Regions from separate parts of the Homo sapiens genome. Here region 1 is linked to region 2. Evidence: chromatin loops called from intact Hi-C (ENCODE). Cell type or tissue: Caco-2. All regions are shown on one strand. Links, peaks and the distances in the headings refer to the core of each region. The heading gives the core; the rest is flanking DNA. Region 1 overlaps SCIN (scinderin). Region 2 holds the start of SCIN (scinderin).

Region 1 (5,385 bases), core at 215-5,214, 53 kb after region 2:
GATCCTTAGAGATGATACCTGACAATATATGGCATCTCTCTACCTCTGGAGTTAAGCCTGTTTTTGCTAAATCCCTTGGGTTCAATTCCCAACTATGCTGCAGTCCTTTGAGAAGCTAATTAAGATGCCTGGCTAATATGGGAATTGTGGTCTGAAAATTAAGAGTTAGAGTGTGCCTCAAATCCCAGACTGGGTCCGCCCACTGGGAGGTTTCCTAATATTAGATATGCCCTTAACACAAACTGTTTATTCCTAACTATGGTCTTAGTTGGAGGAGAATTAGAAAAGTATATGTGAGGAGATCTTTGATGGCTCTTACAAGCTATACATACTTCTAGCAAAAGTGTTTTTTTAAAAAGCTTTTGGTCACAAGTGTTTTAGTTTTTTTTTTTTTTTTTTTTGCTTGATTCTATTTTTAGCAAAAAAAGAAAAACTGCATTACAATCATTTAGCATGTACAGTATCTAAAACATTTTATTGATCACAGTACAAATAAAAAGATAGGTATGTTCCCAGAGGACATAAGTTCTCTGATGCATCTCTAAATTTGAGAGTGTACTTACACTCATGCAAGGATTAAAGTACATTTTTATTGTTTTCTGGTATTTTGCAGTACACATTTTTATGCAATATATTGTAAGGAATAGCGAATATAAAACACATTATGTAAGGAACTTATTGTGTGTTAAATATTTGTTGTATCTAAATGAACATCTTTGCATTTTCTAAACTTGAATTTATATCTATATTATAAAAATTAAATTATTTAAAATAAGTTTATATTTGATTCCTGTCCTTGACATTCTATGCTGTTTGTGTTAATTAATAAATTAATTAAGGTACTCATAGACATATTTTTTATTTTAATATAAAGAAATTCAAAGCAGATTCAAATGTATTTTCTACCAAACACTTTTTTGGACTTTTGGATTGCATCACATATGCACAGAATAGATAAATTCATTTATTCATTATTTTGACAAACACTTACTCTGCGTATACTATGTCCCAAGAACTGTTCCAAGTGCCAAGGATACAGCAGAAAACGAAGCATGATTTGGGTGATCAAGAGCTTGCACTTCATCCTATATGTCAATAATTATAGTAGTATTTTACCTCCAAATAGTAATTTTGATTCAAATCTTTATTATAATAAACTCATAAAACTGAGAGATTATTTCTAGAAGCAGAGGTCATAGAAGAAATTCTGCTGCAGAGCTGAACATAGAGCTCAAATTTTAATTAATTCCTTCTAGCTTTCAGTAATATGGACACCTAGGCTCTCAAATTAGGGATTTTCCTTTCTTGAAATTCATTGTTTGAGGTTGCAAACAAGCAACCTCAGTGCTTGTTTACTTAATGCAATTGATTGATTTGGCCTATATGAAAAGGACTACCTTGTATGCATTGATGAGAAGTGTTTGAGCCTGGTCATTTTAATTGCAAATATTTTATAATCCATGTCTTTATAAGTGTATTTTTCTAACTCTGCATCCTTCAATGGGAGATCTTTATCTTTGCATCCACTGCTCACTTTTTTCCAGGTCTTAGGGGAAAAGCCAGAGCTTCCAGATGGAGGTGATGATGATGACATTATAGCAGACATAAGTAACAGGAAAATGGCTAAACTATACATGGTGAGTTCACTGTAACCAAATTTATTGTTTCAACAGTACTGGATGTAGCTAGGGAGGCCTGTATTGGGCGGGATTCCCGTTGCTGCAGTTGAGAACTCTCCTCATTGCTCTCCAAGAGCAATGTGTAGATAGAATCAGTTCTTTGCTCTTGTATGTTTTTTTAATTAAGTTTTAATACTTTTTGTTATTTTTATGAAAAACAACAAATATGTGAACTTATTGCTGTGACTTCATAAAATTATATATTGTTGCTGTACTAGTTTGCAACGATCTTTTGATATATAATACTCAATACAATGTTTCCTTTATGGAGTAAAAATATTTTATCAGCTTTTTCTTATAAATTCTTGATAAGAATGTAAAGTCTTCACCCTATTTAAAACATTGTCTTTAGCCATAATGAAGGAGTTCTTTGTTACAGGAGGGCTGAGCTACCAAATGAAACAGCTGGAGGGAAACAGGGTAAAAACAGTTCTGTTCCAGGCATTAACCTACCTACTTCCATATCAGCTCTATAGCACATGATTAGGAGCATGACTTTGCACAGGACATAACCACTCTGGGTCTAAGTATTCTTATGCACACACAACAAAGAAAGTAGGTTCCTTCCAACTCTATAGTTTTTTTTATTCTTTGTTTGTTTGTTTTTTCTGTTGAGGGTAACAAAAACTGCAAGACACTCCAGTTAAGGAGGTTGCTACAGTGGTATTCTTCCAGTGTTCCCTCCCCTTGCAACTTTCTAAGCGTGTGATTTGGAGCAGATCGTAAATCTCCATGCAGAATTTAGTAGTTTTCTCATCTGTAACAGAAAGAAACTATATTTGCTGCTCTTTAAGGGATTTTTGGCTCCGAAACTCTGTGATTTTACATGAAGACCAAATTAATAACTTGTTTAGCGTAATTTCCTTTTCATAATGAATAAGTGGATTTTTTTTCTTCTAGATGCAAAAGGAAATATGGTTACCATTTCTGCTAAATACTGGTAATTTTAATATGAGCCATACAGAAAGTGTTAGCTAAATATTTTGTGACTGCTTTTAAAAATTACTATTTCTAAAACTCATTTTCAACAGCCTAACAGATATCTTTTATTTCACATCATCAACCAAAACTGTTCTCCCTCCTGGACAGCATTATGAACTAAAGAAGTATTTTTAAATGGGAAAATATTCATCCTGAGTCATAGCTTCCTCTAGTGGAGCTATGCTGTATTACATGGATATAAAGTATAAAGTTCCTTTGAAAATAATTCGGGTTTCTTAACAAGGCTGGCAAGCAAAATCACCTGGGGCATTTTCAAAACTACAGAATTCAGACTCCACCCTGGTCCTGCAAAACTCCACTAATCTAGGGAGGGCTCTGGAATCTGTATAATAGGTAACTAAACTGTAGCATACAAGCTGGCCATTGAAAACCAGTAAATCCTAACCTGCACATGAATATCACTTTCAATTTTGTAAGACCACTTAAAAATTTGTTTTAATAGTCTGTAGTCATTTCTAAATGTGACAGAAGAAATTTACTTTGATAATTTATACAAAGTTTACTTAAATTGCAGGACCTATGTTGAAAAAATCTTTGTGCATAAACTATATCAATATCCTCCTTAACAAAGCGACTGGTATATGGTAGACAGTAAATGTTGACTGAGTGATTGTTTAAACTTCATCTTGTGTGTATGTAATGATTTTAAGATTATTACCTACTTGAAAAGATTACTCTAAAATGTACAAGAAATAATCATGGAAAGTTAATTACATGATGCTTAGTACATAAGAGCATCTGAATAGACCTCAGCCATTATTATTATCACTATTCTTTTCTGATGTTTTAGGCACAGTGTCAAAACTTAACTTTTTATTTGTAGTTCCTTTACCCCAAAGGACTTTCAAAAAAATTAGAGTATAATTAGTCTTGTGGATTCTTTTCATTTTCTTTGAAACAGTTTTATTGAGATATAATTTATACACCATAAAATTCTTGCATTTAAAGTGTACAATTCAATGCTTTTTATTTGATGACATTTACCGAGTTGTACAACCATTACCATAATCTAATTATAGAACATCCTTATCATCCCCAAATGAAAACATGGAGGTCATGGTTTTTATATTAGGTTTCAGATGCAAGTGGCTCCATGAGAGTGACTGTGGTGGCAGAAGAAAACCCCTTCTCAATGGCAATGCTGCTGTCTGAAGAATGCTTTATTTTGGACCACGGGGCTGCCAAACAAATTTTCGTATGGAAAGGTAAAAAATTCCATTGACGATGCTGTATTTCAGATTTATAGATATTTCCTCTATAAGGGTAAATAAAATATATTTTTTGATTTTAAAAAAAAGCCCACCTTTTAATTAAGACATGATCTATAAATGTCTCACATAAAATGCAGCCATTTTCCTCCTACCAACATCATATACCAGGGATTATGGAGTTAAAAAAAAAGCATTTGGGCAATATAAAAAGAATTGTTTTACAAATAACGTTTTTTCCTGTATTGTTAAATACACTTAATATACCAGGAAATTTTTGCTATTCTTTTTTTTTTTTTTTTTTTTCCGTCGCCCAGGCTGGAGTGCAGCCCGCCACCACGCCCAGCTAATTTTTTTGTATTTTTTGTGGAGATGGGCTTTCACCGTGTTAGCCAGGATGGTCTCGATCTCTTGACCTCATGATCCACCTGCCTTGGCTTCCCAAAGTGCTAGGATTACAGGCGTGAGCCACCGCACCCGGCCAATTTTGCTATTCTTTCACTGCTGTATTTAACTTCAATTATAATCATGTTTATTATGGTACACAAGTATTTCTTAATCATAGAATGTCTTCCTTCTCTGAAGTTCTTTCTCTTTAATTTACCTTGTATTTTAGGTAAAGATGCTAATCCCCAAGAGAGGAAGGCTGCAATGAAGACAGCTGAAGAATTTCTACAGCAAATGAATTATTCCAAGAATACCCAAGTATGTGTGAAACTGAACTGGCTAGAAAAAAATAGAAAACATTGGAGCTCATGACATCTCCACGAAACTCATGAAAAAGTTTGGGTCAAAGTAACGTCTGTATGTGAAGTGATTCTCCACCTGCCTGTCTGCTGCAATCTGGTGTCCCTCTTCTTTATCTGCGTGGGGGTTAGAATTTTTTAGAAACTGCACATCAGACTTTCCATAGAGCTGCCCATTCACTTCCTCCACAGCCTTTAATTCAAGATAGTAAACCACAGTAGGTTTAGCTAAGAGCACTTAAGAGTTATTATTCCTTAGAGCAAGTTGTGCAGACTTGGCCTGAAACCCAGATGATATTTGTCTTCATCGAAATCAATTTAGACCCTGGCTAGTTACTCCTTTCCTTTCCGAATCTCTCAGCCTCATCTACTCTCCTCATTTTTATGTCCCTGCACAAGGAACACAATGAGATCATTTCTTCCAGGTCACAGAGCTCTTGTGAACCTTATGTAGAAAGACAAACTTATTTTACTGCAGGGGTAACATATTAAAGAACTTGATTCTTCTCTCAAATATTCAAATTCAGCGGCAATTACTTTAGTTGTGAGAAAAAGCAATTTTGGATTATATGAGCTTGATAGCTAAACCAGGATAATTTTCCATTTCCTTACTTTTGTCTCCACTGCCAGATTCATATTTTCCCTTAATTTCTTATTTTCCTGTTTACTATTATTATTATTTTAAATTTCAGATTCAAGTTCTTCCAGAAGGAGGTGAAACACCAATCTTCAAACAGTTTTTTAAGGACT
Region 2 (5,385 bases), core at 282-5,281:
ACAGACACAAATACCTTATATGTGTCGACTCATTTAAACCAAATAATCTTATAAGGCAAATATTATTATTTTCCCATTTTAGAGATGAGGAACATGAGGCTGGCTGTGTGTAGTTAAGTAACTTCCTGAAAGTCTCAGAACTAAGGATGAAAGCAGGAATTGAATCAAGGTAATGTGTACTATAGCCTGTTATTGTCAAAGATCAGTAAGTGGTAGTAATTGGTTTCATAATTATCGTCACTACATAAAAGCTATTTAATCCCAACCAATTATATTTCCAGGGTTTTATCTCAATTATAATACTGCGAATGCATAATAAAGTATGTTCAATATGCTATTTGTAACACTGTATTGGCAAAATATACACAAAATTTAAATGCCTAGTGTTGGGGCTCAGAAACCAATACCACAAAATGTGACACTTTGACATGCTGAAATGAAGAAGGCTTAAGTTTTCTTTGACCTTCCTTCACCAATCCTCTCTTTCCCAAAGCACAGAATGAAGGTATTCTCTGAAGTTCCCTTATCTGCCTAAAGTCTCGACTTGCCAAAGAAGAAAACAGTTACCTCTGGTCTCTTCCCTGACTTTCCACAAACTGAACTCATATTGCAGAAAGAAAGACTGAAGTCTGTCAACACACACGGAGAGCTCTGCAGGCTTAACATACTTTGTCTCAGGCCACTGTATGTTCTTCAAACACATTGAATTCCCCTAAAAATCATTTTCTAACCCCCCAAATCACCCATACATCACCCATCTGCCTTTCCTCTAATAAGGAGGTACAACCCTCTGTACCTCATTGGGATATTGGCCAATCACTCTGTGATTCTCCCCCATGCCCGCTGATAAATTTGTATGCCATTTGTCCTGTTAATCTGCCTTTTGTGACTTGATTTTTCAGTGAAACTTCAGAGGGTAGAGGGGAAGTTTTCCCTTGGCCCCTACACTATGAACTGAGATAGACAAAATAAATTAGTATGTTTATAAAGTGGAATACCATATGGTCAGTAAAAACCGGTAGCTCTATGAGTACTGTGTGTTGATACACAGACACACACACACACACACACACACACACACACACACACACACACACGGGGGGGGATTCGAAAAGGTTATATGTTACATTTTCTGTTAAAAATTTAAAATAACTACATTACCTATATTCTTGTTGACAAAATTTGAGTGCCTGGAAAAATACATAAGAAACTGGTAACGTAATTGCCTTTGGGGAAAGCAACTGGGTGGCAGGGTGAAATGGAGATAATTTTTTATTGCACACATTTTGTACTTTTAATTTTTTTACCATGGTCATGTAATAACCTATTAAAAACATAATTTAATTAAGGAAAAAAATCTAATTTTGCATTATTATTGACCTTCCAGGGATTCATGTAATTTGAGAAATTGAATGAAAACAATTTTACATGCATGAAATTCAGCTTTCTTACTCTATACATCCTGAGTGATTTGCCTTTTTCAGTAACAGAATCCTTTGCTATACCAGCTTGTTAAATGAATGCCAAATCAAGAGTAAAATTTCCATCTGTATTCCATAGTGTTTTAGCCATGCTGCAAAAGCAAAACCTGTAGGTAAAACAAAGAAAATTATCACCTTGAAGCTAGGTAACAGGTAACCCAGAAGTCCGGCCAAGCATAAAATTACAGCCACAAACAGCCCTGCAGAGAACATCTCAGGACGGCGGCTGCTGGGTTTTTGTTGTTGTTTTCATCTTTCTTGGCCAAAGGAAGCAGGTGTTAAGAGAGCTCAACCACAGCTCCTGAACTCTGAGATTTACAGAGCTCTGTCACCTGGGGTAATACTGCCATTCTTCCAGGTTTTCTTCCTGTCCAAGAAATCTGACATGCTGTTTTTCATGGTATTTTCAAACTGGAAGATCGAGACAGAAACTTTGGTCGTCAGGAATGCAGAGATTGCCCAATGAAATGACAGAATTGATCATTAGGATGCTTGTTACTCAAAAAGCCCATTTTTTAAAGAAGGATGTATTAAAATTATTCCAGCATGCTAATGTGGCACACTCCTCTGCTGCCTAACGGCAGGTGTTGCTATTAGCAGAGGAAGCCTTGTTCTAAGAATTATTCTAGAGGGCCAGAAAGAACAGGTATTGCTCCACCCGAGTAAACGCTGACTCAACTCTGCAGGGCTGGCGCGCTCTTTCCTCACCTCACCCCTCCTGCCAGGCACAACTGAGATCCAGAAATAAGAGGATTAGCGAGAGAAGGGGAAATATGCAGGACGGTAGTGATGGGTATGCACAAAGGAGTGCCAAGCAGTTTTAACCGTTAATGTTCTTCGTCTATTGCTAGAGAAAATGTCTTTCCTTGGAGGAGGCATTGGCACGAGTTACTATAAACTCCCTCTGAATCTCAAGACTTCTGGGACGCCGATTCCGCTCCTGGCCTGGGGCAAGGCGTGGGAGCTTGGAAGCCAGCGCTGCGCTCCCCGTGGGAAGCGATCGTCTCCTCTGTCAACTCGCGCCTGGGCACTTAGCCCCTCCCGTTTCAGGGCGCCGCCTCCCCGGATGGCAAACACTATAAAGTGGCGGCGAATAAGGTTCCTCCTGCTGCTCTCGGTTTAGTCCAAGATCAGCGATATCACGCGTCCCCCGGAGCATCGCGTGCAGGAGCCATGGCGCGGGAGCTATACCACGAAGAGTTCGCCCGGGCGGGCAAGCAGGCGGGGCTGCAGGTCTGGAGGATTGAGAAGCTGGAGCTGGTGCCCGTGCCCCAGAGCGCTCACGGCGACTTCTACGTCGGGGATGCCTACCTGGTGCTGCACACGGCCAAGACGAGCCGAGGCTTCACCTACCACCTGCACTTCTGGCTCGGTAAGGGACGGCGGGCGGCGGGACCCCGACGCACCAAGGCCGGCGAGGGGAGGGCGTAGGGGTCTGAGATTTGCAGGCGTGGGAGTAAAGGGGACCGCAAACTGAGCTAGCCACTCGCGCCCCCACGGGGCTGCCCTTTGGGGCCGGCCACTTTCTCCCTACCGAAGTCAACTCGCCGGCTGCAAACGCGGGGCTCAGGCGTTGTCCGCAATTGACTTACCTCGCAGGCTTTGACCTTTGCCAGGTGTAGTTCCTGGACTTTGGAGCTGGTGACTGGCTTCTTCCCCTTTCACCGTCAAGTATCCAAACGCCACTCTTGTCCAGGGCCGCTGCCTCAGCGCACACCGTCTCTGGCCAAGCCCCGCTCACCTTCCGACAAACTCAGTCCTGCTTTCCCTGTCGGGATGGAGAGGAAGTCATAAAGTCTGGGGGCATCTGCCGCCGCTAGGAAGAAGTCCTTTTCTTTTTCTTCACACATTATTTTTATTTGTTGCTTTCGGGCACTGGCTTATTTTCTCTATGATTGCGGGAATTATTGTTCTGGGCTTCTTTAAAACAGGATTCTACCCGCACCATGCTGCTTGTGGGTCTGGTAGACAAAAACTCCGCTTCATTCGGAAGCTGGCGTCCTCAGATAGAAGTAAGAAAAAAATACAGATATTTTATATACAAATAAATAGCTCTATATGGGTATTTCATATATTTATGTAGACTGCTTTATTGTTATTATTTATTATTTATTTTAGCAAGGACACAAGATGGAACAGAAACGGCTCCTTCAGCAGTAGTAATTATTTTGAGCTGCGTTCGTGCCAGGCTGTCAGGACACTGGGCCTTGTGTGTTCTTTTTCCACCTTCTACTTTTACTCATAAACATCCTGAATGTCCAGCCTCTCCCCAGGAGGTCTTGTGCCAGTGGGCACACCCTGTCTAACAACATGCCGATTCTCTGAGCCTTTTTGCCTTCTTTTAAAACTAGCTAGCCTGCCCAGTACTCGTGTTTGTTTAGTTTTATCCCTGAGCTTAGGAGGAAAACACACAAAACCACACACACTTACACATTTTTGAGTCCCTGAAAGCCAACACTGTAATTTCCAACATTTGAAGATTTTAAGAAACAAAATAATAGAAAACATTGAGTAGTGACTGTCTAAACATTGGCAAACACCTGGAACAGGCATTTGAGAAATGAGAAATGAAAAATACGTAGATGAAGATAAGACTTTTAATTATAACATTTGGAGTCAAAAATTTGTGTTAGCTTGAGGAGGCAGAGAAGGCTCAGCCTGAGTTCTGAACACATTTTGGCTTCTTGATGCATTGCTGTTATTCCTATTATAATGTTGTAATACACAGTCATCTATTTGTATTTTCTGCCAGAAAAGACTGAAACTTTTATAACCCATGTTCAAGAATGAATGATGCCAGATAGAATAATGATGTCCTTACAGAGGACTTTCCATGCAGAACTTAAATCTAGCATGAATGAAAGTGTTTGAAATGCCACATTTGCCATTTGAGTAAATTAAAATGTGAAATAATGCCATATCTTACTGTAGACAGCAGTTAAGTTTGACTTTGTCAGATGACCGCAAGGGAGATTTGAACACAATTCTTTAATTCTATACATTTTTATCCAAGTTGTCCTCTTAACTACTATATTTTGTAGGGTTTACAGATTCACCTTATTCACTTAATTATCTACTTAATTATCCACTTGATGCCCATAAATTTCAAAAATATAATAGAAAATGGTTTGGGCAGAAACATTTATAATCTTAAAGACATGCTAAAACTGAAGTCAATAACATGTTAATAACAAGCAAATTCATTCAGTAATTATTCAATATGGCCAGTACTGTACAAGGCACTTGTGGATATGAATAATTAATGAAACTTCTCTAAAAGTTCATCACCTCAAAGGTGCAAAAAGACAAAAAGTGATATAACACAGGTAGAATGTGATAATTACTGTGAAAGCACAAAGTTTCTGTGGTTATTGGGAAACAGAAGCCTTTAGAGAAAAAAAAAATGAGAGTACTTGGAAGTGTTCTTGTGTCAAGAGAGAATTATGGAGAGAAAAAAAGCTTCAAGTAAAATAGTCAACAGGACTTTCAGATGGGATTGCCCAACAGCTCTTCCTACTTCAGTTCCCTAAGAAAACAGAATTTCATCCAAAATAGTGTAGTCTAAGACCTAAATTAGGATGAATCCATGAGGATTCATCAGAGAGACAGATTGAGAGAAAGTCACAGGAGAGAGAGCTGAACTTCCAGGGGAAAAGAACATTTGGTTAAAGGAAATCAGCCGGAAGAAAGAGAAACTAAAGTTAAACTGAGATGAAAAAAGGTGCATAGCATAGAAATGAAGAAACAGGCCAAATGGGAGGCAAAAAGGGGAAACAGGAAGAAGTTGGACCTAGAACAAGAGAGAACAGAGCAGGAGAGTCGTCTTTCTTGGTCTCTCCCTCAGTGTTTCCATAACACTTGGCATATCTCAGATTATTTTATTGTATTAACATTACATGCTTGA

Evidence for each region. Peaks named below come from ENCODE experiments on the same cell type or tissue, not always from the same donor. Only the 100,000 strongest peaks of a DNase experiment are listed, where the experiment ranks them.
Region 1: a loop joins it to region 2, with 2.9 times the contacts of the local background. A loop is called at or near these places in 6 of 110 quality-filtered maps.

The regions. Positions count from the first base shown.
Region 1 is chr7:12,621,257-12,626,641 of GRCh38, forward strand. SCIN (scinderin) reads left to right here. Exons shown (of 16, transcript NM_001112706.3): 5 at 1,545-1,637; 6 at 3,754-3,886; 7 at 4,506-4,594; 8 at 5,328-5,385. Among named protein-coding and RNA genes, the nearest start is that of SCIN, 53 kb to the left of the region's middle. In Caco-2, for the core only: a CTCF peak has its summit at 2,800; no DNase peak of the experiment used is centred there.
Region 2 is chr7:12,568,133-12,573,517 of GRCh38, forward strand. SCIN (scinderin) reads left to right here and starts at 2,588. Exons shown (of 16, transcript NM_001112706.3): 1 at 2,588-2,853. The coding sequence starts at 2,655. It overlaps LOC107986768, which reads right to left. Exons shown (of 3, transcript XR_007060635.1): 3 at 1-3,249. In Caco-2, for the core only: no CTCF peak of the experiment used is centred there; DNase peaks (open chromatin) are centred at 2,639 and 3,109; H3K4me3 peaks cover 1,275 bases.